2 separate regions of the Mus musculus genome follow, and region 1 is linked to region 2. A link is a loop called in an ENCODE intact Hi-C map of the cell type or tissue named here. Cell type or tissue: left cerebral cortex. All regions are shown on one strand. Links, peaks and the distances in the headings refer to the core of each region. The heading gives the core; the rest is flanking DNA. Region 1 has its middle 65 kb from the start of Aldh8a1. Region 2 overlaps Aldh8a1 (aldehyde dehydrogenase 8 family, member A1).

The links. Peaks named below come from ENCODE experiments on the same cell type or tissue, not always from the same donor. Only the 100,000 strongest peaks of a DNase experiment are listed, where the experiment ranks them.
Region 1: a loop joins it to region 2, with 2.4 times the contacts of the local background. A loop is called at or near these places in 7 of 42 quality-filtered maps.

The regions. Positions count from the first base shown.
Region 1 is chr10:21,437,122-21,446,855 of GRCm38, reverse strand. No RefSeq gene overlaps it. Among named protein-coding and RNA genes, the nearest start is that of Aldh8a1, 65 kb to the right of the region's middle. In left cerebral cortex, for the core only: no CTCF peak of the experiment used is centred there; DNase peaks (open chromatin) are centred at 1,056, 2,290, 2,962 and 5,581; H3K27ac peaks cover 1,425 bases.
Region 2 is chr10:21,386,274-21,396,007 of GRCm38, reverse strand. Aldh8a1 (aldehyde dehydrogenase 8 family, member A1) reads right to left here. Exons shown (of 7, transcript NM_178713.4): 5 at 6,684-6,940; 6 at 4,280-4,441; 7 at 1-620. The coding sequence ends at 168. Among named protein-coding and RNA genes, the nearest start is that of Aldh8a1, 14 kb to the right of the region's middle. In left cerebral cortex, for the core only: no CTCF peak of the experiment used is centred there; DNase peaks (open chromatin) are centred at 3,006 and 5,345.

The DNA.
Region 1 (9,734 bases), core at 997-8,996, 50 kb before region 2:
ATGTGAGAACGAGTTGAGTTGAGGCCAGGAAACTACAGAGGTGCACGTGAGAGAGGGAGCGGCTTTAGAGGATGGGCAGTGAGAACCGCAGAAGACGGTGGTGTGCCAGTAGGAGGGACCAGGAGGAGGGTGTGAACAAGGATGCAGGTCAGACGGCGGGATGAGGCAAAGGAACGGGGAGGAAGACCAATAAAACCATGTGTGTGCAGGCACCACAAGAAAATCTGCTCCTTGTATGTAAACTTAAAAATTAAATTACATGTAAAATTTCCAAATATTTTTATTAATTCTTCGAAAATTTTAAACAACGTTTCATGATCACAGTCACCTCAACTCCTCTCAGATTCACCCCAATTACTTACCCACCCCAACTTCATCTTTTTTTTTTTTTAATTAACTCACTGACTCTAATTTGTACTGGCCAAATATTCCTGGGTTTGAGAACATCCACTGTGGTGAGTCTGACCTACTGGGAGCCACACCCTTAAAGAAAACAGATTCTCCCTTCCCCAGAGGCCATTAGCTTTCAATCGCTTTTCAGCTAAGGGTGGGTTCATGCCCTCTTCCCCTTCTGGCTAGAATGTTGACTGGCTTGATCATGTGCAGGTCATGTGCAGTAAGCTAGAGCTGTGTGTTCATGCATACAGTGTCCTTGTCACATCTAGAAGACACAGTTTCTACTGGTCTCTTTCAACCTTCTTAGTAAAATATAAAAATATAATATAAAATATACATTTTATATTATATTTATATTATATATGTAATATGTATTGCATATATAAAATAAATATATAATTAAAATATATAGAGAATTTTTACATATACATATAGTTGTATGTGTGTATGTGTGTGTGCTTTAATTCTAGAATTGACAATAAAGCCAACTCAGCTAAAGTTGTAATTTTGTCCTTGGAAAGGACATTTAAACTTTGCTACAACACTGGAAGTTGATATTTCAATTGCTTTCATTTTACTGTCAGGAAACGGAATCCCTGTGAAGATTTCTAGGCCGCCTGGAGGCACATGACTGCCAAGTTCTTAGTGGCTGCAAAACCCGGGCAGAGACTCACACCCTTTACTACAGCTCACCCCTCCCTGGGGTCTTAGAGCTCCTAGGCTGAGCATAGCCATGAGTTTCGTTTATTTGAAAGACACAAAGTCATCAAGAAAAGCTAGGGCAGGAGGTGCCTTCCCCTGTTGCCCTTGCTGCAGCCCTGGCCATCCCACCGAGTTCTTCGACATCACAATGATTGATAAGCCCTTGAGATGGATCTTCTTTGAGCCGTTTGCAGACTAAATTCCAAAGACAGCAGAAAACTTTGGTGTTCTGAGCCCTGCAGAGAAAGGATTCGTATCTAAAGTTTCCTTCTGTCACACAGTTGTTCCAGGATCCATGTGCCAGGGTCATGACTCCACACAGCATAATGGCACTGGTGGCAGGTCACTTTGCAAGAAGAAATCTAAAGATGAGAGTTTCATCCTGCAGCATACAGGTCTTGTCCATGGCAAACACTGATGCAAACACAAATGGTTCTGTTGTTCACTGCTAAGACTGTGGCTGGTCTTTGGGAAGGTGAAAGAAGTGGGAGTGCATCATTGTGGAATCCATGGAGTGTTTGGGATCTAGGGAGGGCAAGATCTGGAAGAAAATACCCATTGCTGACAGTGGACAGTTCTAACCCTTTTGACCTGCAGGATCTTACCCGCCATTCTTTCTGTAGCTCTGGAAAGTGCCCCCACCCCGTCTGCTCACAAGCTCCTGGAATCTCTGCTTTTCCCTGACAGTCTTTGGCTTTCATATTTTCCTCATTTCCCACCCCCCAAGTCCAGCAGGATTGCAGAGTCAAGGTTATGAACTTAAAACTACATATGAAAAAATAAAGAGGAAAATTAGAACACTGGAAATATCTATTTTGAAGTAGTCGGCAAAATAGAAAACTGTTGTTTCTATATATTGTTAACTCAAAACGAAAGTTATTCTAAATCCCTAAGGGGACTCACTTTCTTTCATTGAGAAATCAATGTATATGATTTAAAAACAATAAAGCAATATGAATGCTGTTTGCTTCTTACAAAGGACTGATGTGGGTGGTGTGTGCACACATTGATCGTCGAGGTCACGGTACAGAGACAGCTTGCCAATATTGCATCAGAAATGAGGGCCGTGCTAGCTTGCCTGCTCCAGCTGCGAGGACCACTCCAGGTGTCTCCGGTGGGAGAGCTCTACCACACAGACCAATCTACGGTGAGAGATGCCTGTGGGCCCCAGCTCAAAGCAAACAGAAGCCCGTGTAGGTTGATATTGACGTCAGCCACACCACTGGCATGACAGCCAGGAGAGCTAATCTGTTTGTACAGATAACCTTTGCTGCAGACCCAGCCTATGCCAACATTTAGATTGGGCCACCCTCAGCTCCTCCACCAACATGACCTCTCACCACTGTGTTTTGGGTGGCCAAACTGTAATGACCTTAGTTGAATGCAGAAAGAGCCAAGCCCTGCAGTCTATGTATCAATGCTAAAGCAAGATGGTGAGGCAGGGATCCCAGCTGTGTGACCATGAAGGAACTAGTCCTGGATCCTCCTCTGAGCCTCGGGTCCCTTGTCTGTAAGCTGGAAGAGTGTGCTAGCACTCACTTCAGGAGAGGGAGCAAGGGCTGCATGGGTGGGCACACCAGCAGAGGCTGGCGTACAGGAAGCAAAAGCTGCCATTTTTACCTTCCCAAACATTCAAGAAGCCTTACCCCTCTCCTCCCTGTGCACACACCCACCAGCTTAGGCTTCCATGTCTCCAGAGACTCATTTATTTGCAACCTTTCATACAAACGGAATAATATAACATGTAGCTTTTCCTTTTAAGAAGATGGAATGGAACCAGAAAGCCTTTATATTTTACAAGGCACAAAGCAGGCTCCACCACCCCTCCCCCAGAAGACCACAGCATCAGCCGCTTCCCCTCACAGGCACAGCCTCTCAGTGGGCTGACAGGAGGAGGCTCAGCCTGATTTGGAGTTATGAAACATTTTAAGCACTGAAGCTCATTTCCATCCCACGGATTACAACAGGCCGTCTGTCCCACAACACTTCCACAGAGGTTTCAGGACGCCCCTCAGGACAGCCTCTCATTACTGGCTAATTATGTCCCCTGCTAGGACATGAATTCCTTCAGCTCTGACCTTCAGGAGGGGCCTTCGGATAGAAATAAGAAATGTTTCTTCAAACACGGGGTAGTCCCAGGCTAAGACTCTCCACGTGTTTACAGCCTAACAGTAGCGAGCCTTGCTTTTAAACACAGTCAGGCCATCTTTTGATCAGGAGAGTGCCATTGAATTACTTCTAGAAAGAAAAACCAAATATGGCTTAGAGAGGAAGAAGTCATGTGGCGTGAAAGCCATTTCAATTTCGTTCCTGATTTGAGAAGAAAGACCGGTATGCTTCTAAGAGTCTCAGAATCTTGCCATCTTCTGGCACGTAGTCCTGGAGATCACTGAGTGGAGGGCAATTGGCCACAGCTACGGGTCCAGCTAGGAATTAAAAACAGTAACAGCCCACGGCCAGTGAGCTACAGAGAGCAGGCAGGAGCAACATAGCACTGTAGACACCGTAGGCAACTCCAGATCTAGTGTTAGGGAAAAGCACTAGGGTTCATGGAAAACATGCTGCATCCAATTACATTACGCAACTGAAGCTTTGGGGCACCTAAGCATAATTTACTATGAAAATTTGTTTTATAGATATTTCCGTGGTAAATTATGGAACTAAATAATTTTATTCAGAAGTATATAATAAAGAGGGCAGTGGATCTGGGACTCAAAATACCTAAAGCAAACCATGGCTCAATCATTCCGTCTCTTTGTACCTTAGATAAATGTCAGCTTGGTCTTTCTCCACTTCCATTGTAAGATAGCGGCACTCCCAGTTCTAAGACTTCACTGACATCTAGTTTCACCAATGAGCTGATACTAGTTCTGACACAGCCTTGACCTCTCCCAGAGTCAGGATGAATTCCAAGAAGTAGAAAACAAGTCATGGCCCCTGTTCCTCTAGCTTGAGAATTAGATAGAATTTCCAGAAAGGCACGGATTGCTAGCCACTTGTAAGTATGATAAAATAGGAAGCATTTTTAATGAAGCAACGTCCTAAAGAAAAACAATGTGCTGTCCCCCTTGCTGTCAGTCACAGGGGCAGGGGTGTCCTGATGCCTCTCTAGGAAAGCCACATCCCCTTGAAGGTGCGAAGCCTCAATCTTAAGCTGGCCCAATCTTTGAGCAGCCCAGAGGAACAACCAGCAGAGAAATAAACAGGCGCTGTTTACCGCTCGTACCTGAGTGAGAGAGGCTGATTATAACGTGGGGCATTTTTGTGGGTCACACACTGGCCCTGGAGAAGGTTGTTTTGTTATGAGTGGACTCGGCCACTGGCTGATGGTGAGGACTCCACTGCCCTGTGGTTTCTAGGGTTACAGGCATCCTCAGAACCAGTGGGATTTCTTTCTTCTAGGTCAGTCTTTTTTAACCAAAGGACTTCATGGTCTCTGGACACTCTGGAGAGGTTACATTACTCTGTGGCCCTGTCTGAAAGGAATATTGAGATCCCATTGGCAAACTATAACCACTCATAAGGCTGGGCAGTGTCCTGTTTCATAGCTTCAGAGAAATTAGGTTACAACACACAGAGAAAAATTCAAGAATGGGCCTACAAATCGAGCAGTTTACATACATGCATATTTGGACTCCCTTTTGTGAATCAACACAGATTGCATTTCCAGCTTACAAAGGGTGATCTGCACCAACAGAACCGATGAGATCAAATCACCCAGGTTCCCTTTCTATCATTGGGACTTTTTTTTTTTTTTAAACTGGAGTTTGTTTCCCAATCCATGTGAACAAAGTGAGAGACATCAGCTTTCATTGTAGCCAAAATATTTTGCAGGAGCTGATGAAAAAAAAAGTCATCATGAGGTAAGGTAACAGGGTACACACGATGTCATCACAAGGCCATGTAGAGTTGAAGCTAAACAAACAGCTCTCTCGGTGGCCTGGGCTAAGTGCTCTCACTTTATTTACAGGGAACAGAATTCCTACGCTTATAGACACTCTCTCACTACAAATGCTCAAAATTTAAAATCTCAACTTTCTTGCTTGTGTTCTTAAATTTGTATCTCAATACGTACCGGGTGTGCACTCTAACCCTAGATTCATGACCACAGGAAGGAAATCTCAGGGGTTCCCTGTGGGGCTAGTGGTGGGTTCACATACGTCACAGGGAAGCAGGATTTGTGGTATTTTTACATAAACTGTTACGTACTTTGCAAAGAATCAGGGAAAAACTTATTTTTAATTAAGCATTCCAATAGTCAATAGAGCAAAGGTGGAAAGTGCCTGTTAAAGAGACGTTTGCAAACTGTCCTCACTGATTGCTATTTTATCTTTCTCCTAGGGCCCAGAGGTGGGGGTGAGGACATCTGTTTGTTACACATGAACATGGGAGTGAGCCCACGCTGTCATTTTGAGTGCTTTCAAGAGACGCATCTGTAATTTGGAGCAAGGCTGGATGCCTGCGTGCCTGTCTTCCTACTGAGATCACAGATGGCACCTCTTGTTTTCTACAGCCAAGAATGCAATAACAAGAGGACAAGAAACCAGACACCCTGCGTAAACTCAGGCTGCCCTTTGGAACCAGATAACCCTCCCTTGAGTAGGACTCTCAGCACACTGGAAGCTGTTCAGTCCATCTCTGCTTCTTCCTGGGTGCCAATAGCAATCCACTTGTCATGAAAAACAACTTTCCCAAATGTCTTCAGACATTTTCAGATATTCTAGGGAGCCAAACCACTCTTGTTTGACAACCATTGCAGGAGTAAGGTCAACAGGAGGATCTGAAATGGATTTCTAGTTATTACAATGGGGGGAAAATCACGTTTTAAGGCTACTGAGATGGTTCAGTGGATAAGGATGCCTGCACAGCCCTGACACCTAAGATTAGTTCTCAGAACACATAATGGAAAAAGAGAACTGACTTCTGAAATTTATCTCCTGACCTCCCCACATGGTCTACGACACACAAACTCACAAGTCCCTCTCTCTCTCCCTCCCTCCCTCTCCACCTCTCTCCCTCCTGACACACACACATTTTGCATTTAGACAGAAGACCAGAGTGGTTTGAGCAGAGCACTTGCAGCTCCTCTCCCAGTCTGGAAACACAGCTATCTGGTTCTGCAAGTTTCTGACTTACCTGAAAGGTAGAGGGTTTTCTAGTTGAAAAATCAACAGAATCCTAACCGACTGCTGGACTAAATAATGACACCGGTCCAAATAACATTGGGGGTATTCTAGAACATGTCACTGATAGAAATTGGAAAGGAAACTCACTTCTTGACATTGCTGAGCCAATTCCATCAAATCGATGGCTGCTTTGTGCGTTCCAACCCTGTCACTCATAACATGGACACCTGTGTTTCACAATGTGCCTTAAAGATGCAATAGATGGGATTCTGGGTCTAGATGTTTGGACGAGTCAAAGGGCCTCTTCACACCATCTCTGTCCTTCCTGTCCACCCGGCACACAGGCATGCACATACTTCTGAGAGCTTTATTAATCTAGATTTCTATCTTCTCCATAGCTATAAACTTTAACTGTGGTCATAGCTTGGTTTTGCTGCTGCTGTTGTTTCGTTGGTTTGGCTGTTTGGGGGGTGTTTTGTGTGTTTTCTTTGAAACAAGAACTCAAGTGTAGCCCAGGTTGATCTCAAATGCATAGCAACAACCCCCCTACTTCAGCCAATTGCTGTAGTGGCTGGTTAAAGGCGTCAGGAATCTTTCTCTTCAAAGAGCTCTTCAGACAGAAGCTGAGCTTGTGAGACCTCATACTTTTCCTCCTGGAGGGGTATTCTTAGAGCAGACTCTGAAACCACCAACAGAAAGGGGCATTTAACCCTGAAAAGTGTAGTTATTAAAGGCAACAGAAAATGTAATAATATGAACATTTTAAGGTCAAAATGACTACCTTTGTACATAGTAAATTCTCAATTAGCTTCAGGTGGAGGGGAAACAGTTCTCAAAGACACACAGAGACTAACATTGTATGAAAGAACAACTTTTTCCGGCTTTTCGAGTACAAAAAAAAGTCCCGTCATGAAAATTCTGCGTATTTCCAATTTATAATCTGTCTCCCTTAACTTCAGTTTGATGTCTTCAGTGAATACCAATTCTTTACTATAAGGAGTCATGTCTTAACTTTAAACTGTACAAATACTACATTGCATTCTTCACTTGCCAATCCAGAACTAGCCTGTCTGTGGAAGTGTCCGTAGCCCCAACATGACTGCCCTCTGTCAGTGAGTCAAATTAGTCCTTCAGGCTTTATGTGGTTCCTCTCTGAAGACATTGTTCTTGACAGACAGGAATCTTCTTTAAATATACTGTTTTGTTATGTTAACTTAGTTTCAAATGTCTCCTGAGTATCTCTGCATGTAAGGCTGTGGCCCTAGATAAAACACCTCAGAATTTACAGTGGATCTATGGCTTTCACTCTGAATTCTCCTTGAGCCATTTCAGTAAATTGGTTACAGATGACAGAGTCCTCAAACACAAGACAGTTCCCCCTGTATGTTCTAATTTCTGTGTATAGGACATATGCTGAAGAATGAATTGTAGACTTTTTTTTCTTTAAAAAATGCTCATTATGAACCCGAGTCTAAACAGATCCTTTGTAGAAATAACAGCTGATTTATTTTTCACAGTATGATGCTTGAATTTATGTATCAACCCTAATAGGGTACAGGGTGTCCAAATATTTGACCAAGCAGTATCCTGATGTTTGAGGATAAAATTATTATCAATCCCAGTATACTAAGCAAAGTAGACAGACCTGTACGTGGGTGTTCTGCCCAGTTCAAAATCTGGATGAAGCCAAAGGCTTATGTTTTCCTCGGGCATCTACATTTGGGTTAGAGTGTCTACCCCACTGGTTTCACAGTAGCCTGAGAACCTGCAGTTGGCTGGTGAAACCAAAACTCTAGAAATACTGAGCAGTTGGCTCCTACCTGCTTAGGGGGATGTAAACTGATAAGGGCTAAACTGAGGGAAGAGCCACTGTTGACAAATGGCGCCTGTCTCTCTCATGAACCTCAGCGGACAAACCCAGACTCTAGAAGGGGCCAGGCTTCTGGATTCTGTGCTCTCTTGCGGGTGCTTGTTTACCTTGCTCAGCATTGCAGAAACCTTCGGGAGAAGACCAAATGTACAGAATGAGAAATCCAAGAAGTGGGAAGACAGACACAAATTAAATAAATGTCAGTAACAACCAGGCCAAGGATGCAGAGACTCTGTTAGGACTCTCCTCTCTCGAGGACCATCATGGTATGCTACCAGCAGGACCCAGCCCTGCTCCTGATTCAATAACATGCACTCGGCTTATATGAAATGTGTGCACAATATCATTGCTGTCATGGTTATTTATGAATTCCTTTCTACATCAACATTGCAGAGAAAATCGGATTAAGAGATTAGATCGGCACTGCTCAATTATGATAGATCCTAACCTCACATGACTATTTGAGTTAAAATTAATTGAAGATTTAGATTTTTTTTCAGTCCCACTGGCCATATTTCAAGTGCTTAAAAATTACACGTAGCTAATGGTTACTTCTTAGACAGTGCAGATGTAGAACATTTTTAGGACTAGAACATTCTGTTGAGGAATACTTGTTTAACTTCTGTGATTCATGTGTGCAAGTCCAGTGAGTGTGGAAAATCACAAATGCCAAAGATCTCACTGGAAATCACGAAGGCTGATTTAGAGTCATTCTTAATAACTTGGAAAGGAGAACTTTAACACACACACACACACACACACACACACACAAACACACACACACACACACACTGCAGCCCAGCAATATTGTATTATAACAGCCCAAACTATCACAACTTTCCAAGTGGTCCCACGCAGCAGTAGTCTGTCTATGATAAATGAACAGCAGGCCTCTGACACTGGGGTTCACTGAGGGCTCATCCCACATCAAAAATAAACTTCGCCTGCTTCTCTGAAGACTTCTCACTTCATCTTAGCCAAAAAGCCACGAAGGAAATCTAATGGCATTTATTCTAGTTCATTCTCAAGAAGCCACTGTAGGTTCAAGTGTGCAATAGTAGACGTGATAAATGAACCAGAAGACAACTAACTGTCCAATCAGATTGATTGTGATTTCATCACTCACTTCCTATGCAAACTTCATAATACAAAGATCATTTCTATAGAGTTCACCAAATTCTCTAGAAGCATCTAAGTATTGTTCCAGGTCCTTGGGGACCCCAGGCACCCTGGATGGCTTTATCAACTTAGATTCTCCTTGTACCATTTCTGTATGCGACAGCCATTTGTGAGAGCAAGGGTCGAGAGCAAAGGGAGGCTTTCTCTGCAAATCTCATATATCTGGGCCTTTAAGGGGACAGTTTGGCACCAGTCTGCTCAATTTTCAGATCTCCAAGTTAAAACAAAATGTTCCAAAATATGCCTACTTGTTGTGGATTTGGTCTAACACTTGTATTATGTTAATTGGGTCCCCAAAATTGCACGAGAATCTTCACATAGGATGCTGAGGTTGGTTTTGATAGGTAAATAAAGTTGCTGGAAGCCAATGACTGGGCAGGGAGACAAAGATGGGACTTTAGGATTCCCAGACAAGGGACCAGGGAGGAGTAAGAAGATAGAGCCGCCATGCCTGGAAAGGA
Region 2 (9,734 bases), core at 518-8,517:
TGCCTTTTTTTTTTCCTTCACAAGCTGGTAAAAATACCATCAGTGGTCATTGAGAGCCAGTCTCCTGGCAAGCAGCGGCATGACTGAACATGTCCTAGGATCTCTGTTGACTGCACTGACAAGCGATTCTCTGCTGGCAGGCGTCAACCACAGCAGCTGTAGGATGATCAGTATTTAATGGTAATGGTTTTTATTTCAGTAAAGAAGTCATATGAGTCCTTGGCTCCTTCTCTTCCTATTCCAGAGCTCTTCATCCCTCCAAAGGGCAGGTTCAGCTCCCTGATGAGCCAGCAGTTGGTCCAGACCAGCCCCGACTGAAGCTTCTTAGCTACCCTGTGGATGCGCCCCACATCCTTGGACCACACTGTGGCTGCCAGCCCGTATCTAACACTGTTAGCTCTCGTAATCACTTCCTCTTCACTATCAAACGGAACAACACACGTCACTGGACCAAAGATCTCTTCCGTCATGCAGCGGGACTCATCCTTAATGTCTGTTATCACCGTGGGAAGCATGAAGTAGCCTGCCTGGTTCCTGAGTGGAAGGCTCAGCTGGTCCACACCCTCACCACAGAGAATCCGGGCACCCTCAGTCTGAGCTTTCAAGACATAACTTCTGACCTGGGGGAGTGAAAACCATAATTATAAACCTCTTACCGTTGGGTGTTTCACACACATCAGCAGGAAAATCAATATTTTCCAATGATCAAAAGGCAATGTAAGGTCAATGCTAAGGGATTTGGGGTTATCTTACCACGAGAGCAAAGCTTGAGGCAGACCAGTTTCCACCAGAGTTTGCATATTCAGCCCTCCTGGGAAAGGTTGCAGATTATTTCATGCCTCAGTACCAGGCACTAATGTAAGTGATTTTATGTATGTCACTTGTAACTCTACGGGTTTTTTTCATCCCCAAGTTGTTCACCTTATCAATGTGCCTCCAAAAGTATAATAGGATCCATGCAACTAGTAAACAACAAAGCTTAATTCACATTCAGGCATATCCTGTAGTTAGGTGCAAAACTCTGTGCATGTGTGTGTGTGCGTGCACCCGTGTGTGAGTTGTGCATGTGTATATCTGTGTGTGTGTGTGTGTGTGTGTGCGCAAGCGTTTTGCAAGGGACAGAAGTGTTTTCATTGTAAGAAGTTGGAATATGCCCTATAATAGGGTGGCAATGCCCTTATTAGACACCCCAGGCTAACAAGTAAAACATCCAGTGCCAGGAATGGATTACACCTATTAGAGCTATTAGCCAGCGAGTTCTCATATTACAGACTATTGCCTTTGCTCTTGCTTACCCTCTAGAACATGATGTTACTGAAAACATCACATACTTGAATCACAGAACATGGAGGAATGAAGCTGTCATTGATGTGCAAATATCATCCCTACTGACTAGCTTTCATAGTCATGGAAGGTACTATGCACATTTCAAGAGGAAAAAGATAGTTATCACAATTATCTGGATGTGAACCCTGCAAGCTACAATAATGGTGTACACAGACAGATATGTCCATTGGTGCAGTATTAGCATAAATATCATGGGATCCATAAATTGGATGGATTTAAGGTCTTCTGGTTGGATTTAAGGTCTGCTCCACAAAAAAAAAAAAAAAAAAAAAAAAAAAAGGAATCCTTATCTGGTACCATTATCAGGCGTCAAGAATCTGTGACTCAACAGGCCATGGGCCCTAGAGGACAATCTACAACTATTATTTTGTTAAGGAGACATAACACAATATTAAACTGACTCTTAATGATTTATTGTTATACCATAGATTAGTAGATTTCTCAACCCTCATCAGAAAAGCTTTTTACCCCCTAAGATGATGATAATTAACACATAGATCCACAACTCGTCAAGGTGCAGAGAATAAGAAACTGAAGAGTGAGTACAAGGCTGTCATCTGCTACATATGCAGCTGGAGCCATGGGTCCTTCCATGTGTACTCTTTGGTTGGACATCAATGGGAGGAGAGACCCTTGGTCCTGAGAAGGCTCAATGCCCCAGTGTAGGGGAATGCCAGGACAGGGAAGGGGGAGTGGGTGGGATGGTGAGAGGGGAAGGGGGGATGGGATAGGGGTTGTCAGAAGGGAAACCAGGAAAGGGAATAACATTTGAAATATGGATAAAGAAAATATCTAATAAAAAGAGAAGAAAAGAAACTGAAGAGTACTAAGCCATAAATGGGACATCTCTATCACACCATCTCCTTGGGGATCTTTGCAAAAGAAGGGAGCAGAAAGACTATGAAAGGCAGAACCAGTGGATGGCCACACAGAAATAGTGTTTTCTGGATGGCATAAGGCAACTGCACATATGAACTCACAGCAACTGTGACAGCATACAAAAGACCTGCACAAGCTCAAGACAGATAAAATGTCAGCATTGAGAGAGAAGTAGGCATGAGGTCCCTCCCTTAGCGGAGTAGCTGTAGGTAGCTGATAGCTGCTTGGAGAGATTGGCCACATTCCAGTGGACATCCATACACCCAAGAATACACAGGCGATACACAGGACTTGATGTGGTAAAACCTGAAACAAATTTGGGTGGGTATGGAATGGGGATGGAACTTGGAGGAATTGGGGGCATGGTGAATCTGATCAAAATACATTATGTGAATTCCTCAAAGACTTAATAAGGGAAGAAGAAGAGGAGGAGGAAGAAGGAGGAGGAGGAGGGGAGAAGGAGGAGTAGGAAGAGGAAGAAGAAGAGGAAGAAGAAGGAGGAGGAGGAGAAGGAGAAAGGAAGGGGAGAAGGAAGGAGGAGAAAGAGAGGGAGAAGGAGAAGGAAGAGGAGAAGGAGGAGGAGGAGGAGAAGAAAAGAAGAAGAAGAAATAGAAATCTCTAATTTTCAGTCTTATTACTGATTATACTCTAAAAACAAATGTAGGTAATGTAGTGTAGCTGATTATAATGTAAAATAAATTATGCCATAAGCTAACCCAGTGACTCAGAGTCAATGACGCAAGTACTTTTCTGAACAGAGACTGGGTAATGGAGTTTGTTTTCCATTTGGAGTCTATGCTGATTCATGCCAGCAAGGGAGATGTCCAGAACCTATATGTTTAGACCCAGTTCCAAGTACTTTCAGCCAAGCACCAAAGAGAATTTTTTTAAAGAAACTAGGTACCTTGAGTTTAATGTTCTGAACACAGTTCTGAAACCCAGAATATAGTGTCACCATGATTCTTCCAATGAATACTGACAACTGCTGTATTTATGGTGATTTTCTAAAGTCTCAGGATACAACAGTACATAAACCTGACTACTTTCTGCTCAGGGGGAGATGGTCAGTAAGAGAAGAAGTGCACACTATGCATTAGGCAGTGTTAAGAATCATGGAGTGAGCTAGAGAGACGGCTCGGTGGTCAGGAGCATGTGACCCTGGCCAAGGATCTGGACAAGGACCTGGAGTCAGTTCCCAGCACCCACGTAATGGCTCACTACCATGTCTACTATCCAGTGCCTTCTTCTGACCTCCTTGGGCTACATGCATATCCACAGCATACAGGCCCACCTGCAGGCAAAACTCTCACACATTCAAACAAATGTCAAACAAGAAAGGTGAGAAAAAGTAGGCACTGGAGACTTGGGGGAGCTCCGGGCAGTGTAGTTAGGCTAGGCTGGCAAGCTCTCTTTCAAGAGGAACCATTTGCTTATGGATGGGGAGAATAGGATCAAGCACACGAGAAAGTTTCCCACACCCGATAATTTCTCAAAAGTAATAATATCTCAAGGTCTGATACATAGTATTCTGCTTACACTGAGTTTCTCTTTAAGAATTGACTTATTCTATTTACTTGTGCATGTGTACACGTGTGTGTGTGCAGGTGAGTGTGCCCATGGATGTCAGGAGCAGGTGTTGATCCCTAGGAGCTAGAGTTACAAGCATTTGGAGCTTCTCAACGTGGGTCCTAGAATCCAAATTCAGACCTAATCCCTCTGAGTGACTTTTCCAAGACCTGAGTTCCACCCCCACCCCATTTCTGCTTCTCTCCCTCTTTCCTTCTCTGTCTCTCTCTACATATCTCTCTTGTTTTTGTTTGTTTGTTTTGTTTTTTGTTTGTTTGTTTGTTTTGTTTTTGAGACAGGGTCTCACTATGTAGCTCTGGCTATTCTAAAACTCACTATGTAGACCAGGCTAGCCTTGAACTCACAGAGCTCCACCTGCCTCTGCCTCCTGAATGCTGGGGTCAAAGGTGTGAGCCACCACACAAAGCCTCTACGTTTCTCTTTAATTAAGAACTTTCCGGAGTGTAGATGGCAGAGATCCACTTACTTTCTCCAAATGTGCTTTGCTTATCAGAGCACCCATGTTGGCTGATGGGTCAGAAGGAACACCAACTTTCCACTTTCTGGTAGCTTCCACAAACCTCTTCAGAAATTCACTGTAGATGCTTCTCTGGACAAAGATTCTACTGGTACAAAGGCAAATCTCCCCCTGTCAAAAGTGAAGAAAATGATGACGTTGGGGACATTCTTCACGGATAGATGCCTGCATGGTTTTGATCACCTGCCGTGTACCAGGCACTGGTCCAGGCAATGAGATCCAGCTGTCAACAGAACTAGTCCCTACCACACAGAACACATAATCTCACAGGAAGACAGACAAAAAACAAATAAACGTTCACTACACCATATGACTTCACAGAGTTATCAAAACAATAGAAGAACATTAGGCAAATGATAAAATTAAGAATTTCAATGAAAAAAATTCATGGGGAATATTTACAGAGTGCCTATTTGAAGGGACTTGTGGTTAACATGAGGGAAAAGAGAAAGACATAACAGGGTTGATCCCAGCTTTGGGCCCTGTTCCACTTTGGATGGAATACTTTTCTGTGGGAAAGGAAAAGGGGACAAAGAGAAGAGACACTTTTCCAGTGGGTGGAGAGAGAGGGCGGATCAAGACTTCATGCTGTGTATGTTCAATCCTGATGCCCACTAGGCATATAAACATATGCTGAATGCCCGGGGGAAAGGTCCTGCTAGGTTTTGGAGAGAAAAATAATCCTAACTGCCATTTAAATATAACATTAAGTAGTTTATGAACCACATCTAAACATTTCAAAGCAAACTGCAAATGTGTATGGATGCACAGATATTGATAACATTTCATCACATCTATATTTAATGTTCACAGTAATCCTAGGCAACAGAACGATTCTAATTATCTTGGTATTTATACAAAGGCTTAATGTCCAAAACAAGCAGTTAATGTTCTGAGATAATGAATTCTTTCTCCAACAGGACAACTATGAGAACCATCTGCCTGTGTGACTTGGAAGATGGGCAAACACCTGCTGGATTCATTTGCATAAGTTCCTTTCGCAAAAGAAGGATGTGGTGGAGAGAATAGTTCTAACCAATTTCATCATTTAGTGCTAGGAAAATGTAGGTCACACTGAGCTCAGAAACGATGACTCCCAAGAAAGCCTCATGCACCGAATCTCCATGCCATTGCAGGCCCTGATTTGGATATTTTCTCCATGAAAGCTTTGTGGTGTGTGAGTATTCTCAGTCCATGATTAGAAAATGGAGTTTTGAATTAATATACGCTCAAGGCCACGCTGGGAGTTCACCCCTACCTCGCTCGAAACCAATTATCTTCAATTAAGAAAAATATGTTCTGTCTGGAACTCATCAATCAGCTAAGCAAACAAAGCAAGATTGATAGTTTGCTTAAAATCCATCTTGGCTTGAACATCCCTTTTATTTCATTTATACCTTAAAACATCATCCCCCAAAGAAAGGTCTGATGGGCCAACCCAAATCCTAAAAGAATCCTGGTAGATGAACATCTCCTTGCTTAGCATATGGCTACCTTACACAATGTGTCAGCTGAGTTTCGTTCACTTCAGTTCTCAGAGTTTGTCCCTCTCGCTGTCCTGAAGCCCTGGTACAGTTAGTAGTGGTTTACTGATATCTGCTCAGTTTGATGATTAAATCATTTGTGTTATAACACGGACTTGTCTATCAATACCCAAACAATACATTTCTCGCCCTCTTCTTTGGGAATTATGGTAAAGGAAATGACCGTCATTTCAATTTTCATGAAAATATTAATTAAAAGCCACGTTTCTTACTAATCATTCACAGAAGCCCTTTGGAACGTGGCATTGTTCAATTGATTATAAAGGTAAAGAAATAGAGGCCTTGTTCCCATCTGTGGGAAGCTGCTGTTCAGTTAATCTGGTCTAGTGTTCTTAATCCTCGAAGAGGCTGTGCCTTTGAAGAACCACAGAAACACCTCTGATGTGATAATAATAGGAGATGCAAAGATGTCCTGAAGTTCTCTGTCACTCCAAGCTCAGAATGTGACAGGGAATGGGAACTTGTGCAGGCATCAGGAATAGTTCTGGGAGAGAAGAAAATCTACTGTCAGTCTAATGCTTGACGGCAGGGAAGAGCAGGCAGCTGCGTGAATAAATAAACGCAGCGGCCGGCCGGGAGTAACGAAGTCGATGGTTCCACCATGCTGGCACTGAATAAAAGTTGTGTGACTTAAGATGAGGAACTTGACGGGAAGGCTCCATGACCATACCAGGCGCTCCCCCCTGCCAGAGTAGCTCTGTCATTGATTCCACTTTTAGAAAAATAACAGACCACGGCCAACCCCCTGGGCTTTGCACTGTGATAAAATAGATCCAACCGGACAGGGCCGTAGTAAGCGGGACTCATACCTGGTTAGCAAAGCTGGACCTAACGGTTGCCGGGATACACTCCTCCAGGTTGGCATCCTCAAAGATGATAGCAGGATTCTTGCCTCCCAGCTCCAGGGAAAGCTTCTTGCAGTGGGGGGCACTGAGCTGGGTAATCCGTTCAGCTGTGGGCTGGCTCCCAGTGAACGAGATCAAGGGTACCTCGGGGTGAGACACAAGGGCTTCACCAACCCTCGGCCCTGTTCCAAACACAATGTTGATCACACCTGGTGGGACACCTGGATGGGAAATGAAACCAGTGGTAGGAATTCTTCCAGGGTTACCAGGATACCGGAAGTGGCGTGCAGACTCTCCTCCGGGAGTCCAAAAGCTGGTACGTGGGGGTGGGGTGGGCTTGTGTGACTGCATCTGGAGGTTTTATGACAAGCTCAAGTTAATAACAAAGCCAATCTACAAAGTCACCTCTGCTTATAGAATCCACCTGCTGGGGTTTTCTGGGTGCTTTGGCCTGGAAAGATGCAGAGTGGGGACATTCTAAGAAACTCTGACACTGACTAAGCCTTTGGGGCTGATGTAGAAGTACCATTGGGCAGATCAAACCTCATGTAGAGCGGGGACTGGCTCCAACTTGATACCCAGAAGTTGTAGACCAAGGTGACCATGTTAAGTAAGTAGATATTTGAATCTGCAGAAATGTGAAGAGATCAACTCTCCTAGCTGAGAGAAGCAAGAGTAGGCTTCCCAGAGGGGGTGATTTTGACTCAAGATCCTGTGCCCTTGGTTATATACAGCATTGCTGCAACCAAGATCAAGTGACAAATACCAAGACCATACAAAAAACAGTGCCTCAATCTATTCTACTGCAAGACCCTTTAGACCCAAATTTACATGAATACCTGTTTTCAGGATTAAATTCTTTAGGGTATGTGCATATGTGTTATTTCCATGTGTCTATGTATTCATGTGACTGCACATGTGTGTGTACATGTGTCTGAGTGTGTATTTATGTGAATGCATGTGTGTACATATGTGTATGCATGTGTCTAAATGTGTATTCATGTAATGCATGTGGATACACATGTGTGTGCACATATGTCTGAGTATGTATTCATGTGAATGCATGTGGATACCTATGTGTGTGCAAATGTGTCTGAGTGTGTATTCATGTGAATGCACATGTATCGAGAGGCTCAGTGCATACCTCAGAAGACATCCTTTTGGAGACAGAGCCTCTCATTAGCCTGAGCTTCTGCAGTGAGCTACACTGGCTGCCTCTAAGCATGAGATCAACAGGCATGCACACATGCACACATGCACGCATGCACGCACACACTGATCCCCTGTTCCCGGCACCCGGATTTCTCCTGTGTGTGTACCTCCACACCTGGCTCTGTCCCCTGGGCTGTACAGACTGAATTCAGATCCTCTTGCTCTGAGATAAGCACGTAACTTACTAAGATAGCTCCCCAACCATGAATTTACTCCTCTACACTTGGGCACCACGTGCAGATGAACTATCTGAATTTTCTTCCCCGTGGTATGCCGTGAGCCATCAGTAAATGCTGACACACAGTGGCTGCTTTGTGAGCATAGCTATTGCTACAAGCAATGTGTGGTCATCCTCTGTTTTCTATGGTTTCCATTACCCAAAGTCACTTATCATCTGAAATATTTGTCTTTTCATTTGAAGAAAATGGCCACTTGCACATCATGTTTTATTATAGTACATTGTTAGGCCTTTTCTATTCTATTATTAATTTTTCATAATGCCCAATTTATAAATTAAACTTTACCATAGGTATATATGCATATATTAAAAAAAGGCACACAGAGAGACCAAAGCCATCCACAGTTTCAGGTGTCTACTCACAATCTGGAAACACATCCCTCCCTTATAAGGGGAGATTACAAATGGGTTTCTGGCCTCACAACCCTGTAAGGTACTTACTATTGATTATTATTACTTACTACTTATTATTGATTATATTGAGAAATGTGGCAAAGTAAAGCTAAATGACAATCAGCAGTCTGGTCAGAGCAAGTTAACAAATGTTAGGGGCTGAGTGCACCGACCTGTGCTTAGCAGTCAGCATCCACATAGACCTGTGCTTAGCGGTCAGCATCCACACAGAAACAAGTTTAGAAATGGAGAAGCCTGACATGGTCACGTTGTGTTTGCATCTAGGAGGTCCCTCTGTTTCCTCAGGCGACTAGAGCAGGTGCAGAAATCCTGTGTGAGAAGCTTTTGGAACAGCCTGGCAGCTCCTGTCTCCTCCCCGTTCCCCAGTTAGGCATCTCTCTTCAAATCAAACCAAATCTTCAAGAATGTGACCTTAAAGTATAAATGGTGCTTTCACATTAACAACCCAGTATTATCCAGAACTCACTTCTACTGAGCCGCACCATAAGCCTGGTCACCTTGAGGGGATGGTGAAGACCCCTGAGCCCCATGCCACCACCACCAAGCAGCTCCTTAAAGGAGGAGACAGACAGGTGGGATGTCAATGTTGTGATGAATCTGTCAGTGTCACACCTAAGCCCTCAGCCTCTATATTCACTGTATGAGTTTATTGAGTCTAGTTTAGGTTAATATTGGTTCATATTTACAGACAGAAGAGCTCTATGTACCATGTAGAAGAACTCGGTCCTCAGAACAAAGAGGATTCTAGAAGGACAGCCACTGGCAGGGCAAAAGCAAGGCCATGCTTCCCACAATCCCTTGAGGCCCTGAGCTCCAGCGGCAAGCCATATCATTGGGTAGACAGGAGAGTAAAGTTATAAGGGGGGTCGGGTAATATTAATAAATTCTGAATGGTAAAATGAACTGAGTTGTGTCTAATGCTTACTGTGATGTTCTAACAGAAGCTGAGAGAAAACACGGGAACACTGTGTATGTGTCAGCACAGAGCAGCGAGCTCATTCCACAGAGCATCTGATTCCCACATGCGTTATCATCCTGACTCCTTGAGTTCTGATGACAGCGTGCTAAGAGGCAGCAGAAACAAAATGTTTGCACAGGTATCTGCCCTCTAAGCTTGTAAGAGATTCTGGTTACAAGAGAAGAACAGTTTA